Regions from separate parts of the Homo sapiens genome. Here region 2 is linked to region 1. Evidence: chromatin contacts called from ENCODE Hi-C or POLR2A ChIA-PET data. All regions are on one chromosome and are shown on one strand. Each heading gives the region's core, a stretch centred on a gene start or an enhancer-like site at or near the end of the contact. The rest is flanking DNA. Distances are from core to core; before and after follow the strand shown.

What was found. Hi-C counts contacts between places; a loop is a spot of excess contacts on that map. ChIA-PET counts read pairs that join two places held with the same protein, here RNA polymerase II (POLR2A). Pooled maps may share reads with other maps.
Region 2: a loop to region 1 is called in a pooled map, with 4 times the contacts of the local background. The contact joins two enhancer-like sites. A Hi-C loop is called at or near these places in 3 of 168 maps with a recorded cell type or tissue (Caco-2, IMR-90 and posterior vena cava) and 12 of 50 pooled maps. POLR2A ChIA-PET finds 5 or more read pairs at or near these places in 1 of 52 experiments (Panc1).

Annotation. Positions count from the first base shown.
Region 1 is chr9:77,749,775-77,753,520 of GRCh38, reverse strand. All of the region lies in intron 5 of GNAQ (G protein subunit alpha q), which reads left to right. Among named protein-coding and RNA genes, the nearest start is that of GNA14, 100 kb to the right of the region's middle. Within about 2 kb of position 1,905, at least 3 of the 41 ENCODE cell types and tissues checked have a DNase peak (open chromatin) inside an H3K27ac peak, as active enhancers do.
Region 2 is chr9:77,474,319-77,478,064 of GRCh38, reverse strand. All of the region lies in intron 2 of GNA14 (G protein subunit alpha 14), which reads left to right. All of the region lies in intron 2 of GNA14-AS1 (GNA14 antisense RNA 1), which reads right to left. Among named protein-coding and RNA genes, the nearest start is that of GNA14-AS1, 29 kb to the right of the region's middle. Within about 2 kb of position 1,709, at least 4 of the 41 ENCODE cell types and tissues checked have a DNase peak (open chromatin) inside an H3K27ac peak, as active enhancers do.

The sequences.
Region 1 (3,746 bases), core at 656-3,155:
AAAGAAGCTCTTAGTCTTACTCTTCATCATTCCAAAGGCAGTGGTATCCATAGAGTTATCTAGAAGGAAAGTAAGCATGACTACTTCACAAAAGGACTGTTTATCATCTTAAACCTCAGAAAACATGTTAGATGCTGATAGACGTAAATGCTAAGATGTGCCTTCTGCAGCTATTTCATATCTTACCCTGAACCTTTTTCTTCAGGGGGTGGGTGGGGGTGTGTGTGTGTGCGCGTGCGCACGCGCATGTGTATGTGTGTTTGTGAATGAGTATACCACCTCCCGATGATCATACTGAAGAACATGTGCCTCGGGTATGTGTCTGAGCCATGTGTCTTCAAAATTGGACTTATATCCCATTTATGAAAAAAGATTATCAGTGAAGCCAACTAAATCTTCTTTTTTTCCTTTTTCTTTTTTTTTTTTTTTTTTTTGAGACAGAGTCTTGCTCTGTCTCCCAGGCTGGAGTGCAGTGGCGCGATCTCGGCTCACTGCAAGCTCCGCCTCCCGGGTTCACGCCATTCTCCTGCCTCAGCCTCCCGAGTAGCTGGAACTACAGGCGCCTGCCACCACACCCTGCTACTTTTTTTGTATTTTTAGTAGAGACAGGATTTCACCATGTTAGCCAGCATGGCCTCAATCTCCTGACTTCATGATCTGCCTGCCTTGGCCTCCCAGAGTGCTGGGATTGAAGCCAACTAAATCTTTATCCAAAAGAATGCTAATTTTGAAATTGCTCCAAATTTAAAGTCACTTGGGGAGAAATAAGATAAAATTTACATGCAGAATAACATCTGTAGAAACCCAGTGACTTTGCACACATACTTCAGTGTTGAGGTGTAATAACAGACACAGGCATTTCCATCTAAGAACACAAGGAGACAAAAGAGCCTTGGAATGAAGGTTGAGAAAACCGAGTTCTAGTCTTGGCTTCACCAGAAATAACTTTGTGGGTTTGGGAGCAAGTTACTTAACCTCTGCAGGTTGCAGTTAGATCAGCTGTAAAAAGAGGAGATTGGATGTGAATGAACTCCATATTCCCTTCTAGCTTCATTTCTGAGTCCTTGAGGGGAAGTGTGAAGCACACATTCAGTACCTACTCTACCTCCCGGTGCAAGTTATTGCAGCACGTGAACAAGACACTTTTTAGTCAGTATAGACTCAGATAGAGTAGTCACTTCCTAATAAGGATCTAAATGAAACATTAGAACTCATCTTAACCTTTTTCAGCTTTTCAAGTTTTCACATTTCTGTAATACTTTGGAATACTCCTGCCATTTTTACCGAGGTACATTAACTGCAGTTTTGCCTAGAGACCTCTCTACACCATGTTTATTTTGTTTTATTATCTGTTTGACAATTCAACTGCAAACAGAAATACTTGTCAGAGTGATTAACTTAAAGTGACTACAGGTTTTAAAAAATGAATTTTTCCTTCCCACTGCGTGCATACTGAGATAAAGTTGTTTTGTCATCCAATTCCAAGGGAAGCATTTACAAGCACTCTTTGATAGATGAGTCTATCACACAGCCTGAACATGAGCACTGTGTACCTCAACCATCATTTTTCAGGACAGTGGCACCTCATTTTAGATTCAGTTTCGCATTTCCCTTGGCAGGGCCACTGTTCCTGTGTTCCTGTTAGAAGTTAGAATTAATATAGTAACTTCACTTCAGTGACCTGTTTTTTTCGTTTGTTTTTTTTGTTTGTTTGTTTGTTTGTTTGTTTTTTGGAGGTCTGTCTGTTCCTTGCCTCGTTTCCTAGTTGTCCTAGCAACAGCCATCAAATTGAAATTACAGGAAGTGGAAGGTCTTATTACTAAGGAGAATAAAGAGCTGTTGACTGAGTTACAGATTCTAATTTTTGGTATCCACATGGGGGCAGCATTGCTTTAAGTGAGGTTGTAGCTCTTTCCACGTCTCTGTCCATCCCCAGCCCACCTACCCACCCCATTATAAAATTTCTGTCCGCTTCTAGGCTAACCGCACTTATTCATGTCTTTTCTCTACTGGGCTTTCTGAAGTACACTCAACTATCTTAAGAGATTGCATATGAATTTATTACGTGAAAATTACAGCATCTGCTTTTCATTTTACTGGTTACATGCCATGTATATAGAGTTAGTTTCAATACAGGAGTGTTTCAGGCCCATGTATTCAATTAGGGAAACCACCCAACCCATTCTAGGATATTTTTATTCTTTTTAGCAATACTTTCAGAGAAAATATGAAATTCTTCCAGATCTTAGCAAGGCAAGACCACAAAGCAGGTTTGGCAAAATCTTCCAAAAATCAAGGCATTAGGCAGTGGTTTGAGGGAAAAGGCAGGCCATTACTAATTTCCCATGCCTGGAATAATATTGAAAGCAGATGCCTGATAGCTCTTGTAATCACCTTTAATTGCTAAATGGGATTCACTGACTTAACATGATGGATGCTATTTAGTCTATAAAGCGGGGAAAGATTTGTAAAGGAATACACCAAAAGGGAAAAACTTGAAAAGGCCAAGCAGTGCTGGGTCTCCACTTATTAGACTCATGAGTTGGTATGTATTTACAGCACTGTACAGTAGCACCATCTTCACAGGTTAGATAAATGCCTATTTTCACTGTTGTTCAAAATGTTCATTTTAACCAACAAAAATTTATTGATCACCTGCCACAGCAAGGTGTTGTTTGGGTGTTGGGGGAGTGTATAGAAATAAGTATGATACAGAGTTGAGCTCCAAGAAGCTCAGTCAGTCAGGGTTGGTATAATATTTACATGACCAATTACAAAGAAAAGCCCAGGGAGGTTAATATAGCAAGTGTTCTTAACAAGCCATACGTGATTTCAGGGGAGGGAGGGATTTTTTTTTCCAGCTTGATGACTGGGAAGACTTCAAGAAAGAGTTAGAAATAAAGGTAATAAAACAAAAAATATGTAAGCATATTCAGGAAGTTTGAGCTGTGCCATTTGGCTGGAATGGAGGTTATGAGGTCGACTTCTGTATACCATCTTGAAAATGACTTTCACTGACTCATAAATTTTCTAAATTACATAATGATGATAACATGATCATTACTAGTGGGATTATATTATCACAAAAACCTCTTACATTTAAAATGTTCTTATTAAGGCCCCATCTGTATTTGCTAATTAAGTAAAACTGTATTATGATTAAAACTGCATGGAAGAGGCAGAATGCTTTGTTTGCTTGGTTTTCATATTTTACATTTAAGAAAGATTGAATATCAAAAACATCTGTTTCTGATAATCCTATAACAGAGTTTTTAGTCCATGCATTAGAAATCTTTTGGTATTGGTAGAAAGAATTTTGCAAGATTTCTTCTTTAATATTAATTTGGTATTTATAAAAGAAAATATGTTTATAGCTGATTTTCAGTGGAAATAATATTTTTTAAAGATGTACCTTATGTGACTAATTAAATGTTCTTTGCCAATCAGCACATCTGCAGCCAGATTTCAAAACTATATATTCATTTGGCCACAGAGACTTTTTAGCCCAATCTTGCAAAATATTTGCTATTGTAGTATAATTGAGAATAAAACAGTCTAAATTAGTGAAGAAATACAGAATATGAACAATTACAATGTATGAAAAAAATATACACAATATTTTTTTCATCACATCAAAACCCATTTACTGGGTCGTAAAATCAATTTAATAGGTCTTGTTAGCATTTTTTTATAGGGAGGATGGGATGGAATTGAGAATAGAGTACATTGCATGTTGTAAGGAAAAG
Region 2 (3,746 bases), core at 460-2,959, 280 kb after region 1:
TGTACCCTAAAACTTAAAGTTTAAAAAAAAAAAAGACACCTTTAAAAAGGTCTCTCATTCTGTTTTCTGTGTTCTTGCTTTCTAAACTCCCATCAGATCGCTATTACACTGCCTGGATAGTTCTTTAATTTTCTTATTATTTTATTTCAATTTCTGCATTTTTCTCTTTTTATTCTGTTGAAGGAATTTCTTCAATTTTCCTCACCTGTCTTTTGAACTTTTAAAATGTTCTCTTTGTTCTCCAATTCTTCCTTTTTTATGGGACTCTGTTCTTGTTTCCAAGATTTTTCTCTGATTCTTGGAGATAATAATTATAAGTTTTATAACATTCTTCTTCTGTTTTCTACAGTGTCACTGCTTCCCTCAAATAGCTTCATTTTCTTCGTATCTTCCTTTCTGTTTTATTTTGGAGAATGTCTTTAACTGCCTGCTAACTTTGACTGTTCCTTCTTTCTTAGAAGCAAGGCACTATAAAAGAGGATAGGAAGTTCTGTGCTATGGGTGGGTGATTAGATGGTGGCCTATTATGAGACTTCAAATGCCTGTAATTATTAGTTAGGCTTTTTCTCCTGAGCAGGTCTGTTTTTGAGGAATGTTCTGATTTCAACTCTGGCTGCCATATTCTCAGCAGGGGAATGGGGCTGGAGGGCTCAGGATTCAGTACATGGACTTTTACTTAACATATCTGTTTTCTTTCTTTTTTTCCTTTTCTTTTTCTGAGACATGATCTTGCTGTGTCACCCAGGCTGGAATGCAGTTGCAGGATCTCAGTTCACTGCAACCTCTGCCTTCTGGGCTCAAGCAATCCTCCCACCACAGCCTCCTGAGTACTGGTGCACGCCAGCACACCCGGCTAATTTTTGTATTTTTAGTAGAGACAGGGTTTCGCCATGTTGCCTCGGCTCGTCTCGAGCTCCTGGCCTCAAGCAATCCACCTGCCTCAGCCTCCGAAAGTGCTGGGATTACACGTGAGAGCTACCGTGCCTGGCCCATACCTGGTTTCAAAATGCACCTTCCTCCTTAAACTATACTTGGTGCCTGTATGTCTTCTGGCTGAGGGAGCAAATTACAGAATCCTGACAAGGTGGAATGATTGTGAAGGGTGGAAACTCAGCTGTTACTCATGCAGTCTTTCCCTGAGCCAACCCCACTGCCTTGAGGAACACCACCACCTTTCTAAATGGTGGGCCTTTAACCCAGAAGGAGCCTTGAAATGTTCCCAGGTATGAACCCACTGACTTCTTTTGGGTTTCTCCCCAAGAGATACAAGGTTTCAGCTTTCTCTCCTGTTAAGTGCTATGTACTCACTCATCTGCATCTCTTTTCCATTTTCTCAAATTTTCTTGTTACTCCTCCACAATAGTTCCAATTCATTTTATCCTTTTCAGTTTATAGGACTTGCCTTTAAACAAACAAACTACTATCCTATCATTTTATTAAGCCTTCAGGAGAGAGCATATGTGTTGAAGTCACCAGTTGTAAGAGGCAGTATGGCCCTTATTCTTTTCACACTGCCTCCCTGACACAGATAATCTTCAATTATACAGCAAATGTTTCTATATGTGGACCCTCTACACTCCTGTGTGGGAGCTTTACGATTCTGTGTGTGAACTGGTATTCTGATTTTGTTCATTCAGAAGACAACAATGAGCCAGCTGCTCTGCTGTGCTCTGTGGCCTCCCCAGAGATGAAGATGTCATTTCCTGCTCTCAGGGCGCCTCCCCCTCATTACCTAGAGATGGCGATGCTGGGTTTTCAGTACTCTGATATTCTGTGCTATTTTAACGTACCAAGAGAGGCAATCTTGTTGGTGTGATTTTGTCATTTCAGTATTTTAGAAAATCTAAAATCTGAATCATTTCCCCAGGAAGTTGGGTGCTACTTTAAGGACTAGATTCTTTCATTTCTAAAGCATTCTGACCACATCCCTCCCCTGTTTAAACCCATCTAAGCTAAGTTATTGTTGTTGTTTGAATTCCAATTTCCCAAATTACTTATAATGCAGAGCATCTCTTTTTGCATTTCTTAGTCACATGTATTTCTGCCAAGCCAATTTAGTCATCAGAAGTCTAAGCTCAAGGGCACACTTAGGCCTGCTCCTGCTGTGTCCTACCTACTGAGGTGACAATTTTAGGGGGCTAAGGGGATATGCCCACCATGCCTGCATCCCTCTATCTTTGGGTACCCCAGAACCCCAACACCCCAACCCACAGCATCGAGCAGCTTCTAGAGCCCACGTAGGTCTCCTTTCCAGATATGTCTGTTGAACAAGGGCAGCATATGCTCTCCTAGGTGCACGGGGTTTGTGCAGAGACCCAAGAATGCATGTCCGGTCCCCTTAAATTTTGTGCCCTAGATGATTGCTTATCTCAACCTGATCTTTCCCTGGGAGGATGCTCTAGAAAGAACGAAGAGGAGTGGTGAGATTTAGAGGAGAGGGGAGCAAGGAGGGAAGGAAGGGTCCATGCTCAGTTCTCAGACCCTCCTCTGGAGCCAGACCACTTACTGCCTTCACAGCCAGATTCCCCCAGCTCTCTCTACTGTTTTACCGAAGGACCAGAGCCATTCTCCTAGGGCCTAAGCCCCACATTCATCCCCAGGATACATTTTAGGTAATGTACAATAACTACTCAAGGACAGGTGTTGTCATTTTGCTTTAATGTCACAAGCCCTGTCATCCAACTAAGCCTTTTCAAGTTCTGATCCTAGTGACCATGTTTTCTTAACCATAGCAACTATTTCTGCTTGTCATTATATACCCACAGCCTGACTGTGGGCGTAGGTGATTACCAGTTGAACAAATTCCCTTGTATAGCCACACTGGAGAAGAGGGTTTATATCAATAGTTTGTCTTCCATGTCAGACCTGTTCTCATTGTGGCATTCCATTATTATGTGAATTTCCATCACTGAGTGACGGAAGCAATATAGATGAGTTGTCTCTTCATTGCCTCTGGGCTTGTTTCAACACAAACAGCTGCCAGCCAACTTGGGTGTGGATCACAAAATTTTATGTCCCCCATAAAAGAAACACTGGACCCATTAAGCCATCATGCTCCTATTTCCATGACCTCCCAGTCCTAGGTGACAACTAATCCGGTTTATGTCTCTATGAATTTGACCATTCTGGACATTTCATATAAATGGAATCATGTAATATGTGGCCATTCGTGACTGGATTTTTTCACTTAGCATAATGTTCTTAAGGCTTATCTACTTTGTAACCTGTATCAGTAATTCATTTACTTTTAATTGCCAAATCATATTTCAATGTGATCCAACAGTCATGTTTTGTTTATCCATACATCAGTATGGGTATTGTGTTGTTTCCACTTTTTGGCTATTATGAATAATGCTGCAGTGAAAATTCATGAACAGGTTTTTGTGTAGACATTTGTCTTCAGTTCTCTTGGGTATATGCCTAGGAGTGGAACTGCTGGGCCATTTAGTAATTATGCTTAACTAGGTGAGGAAATGTCAAACTATTTTTCAAAGTGGCCACATGATTTTATAGTCTCACCCATGTATGAGGGTTACAGTTTCTCCACATCCTCACCAGTGCTTGTTATTGTCTATCTTTTTGGTGACAGTAATCCCATTGTGTGTTGCTGGTATCGCTTTGTGGTTTTGATTTGTGTTTCCTGGATGGATAATGAGGCTTGTCATGGATAACAAGTGCTTGTCAGCCATTTGTGTATCTTCTTTGTAGAAATGCCTAATCAAATTTTTTTCATTTTAAAATTGCAT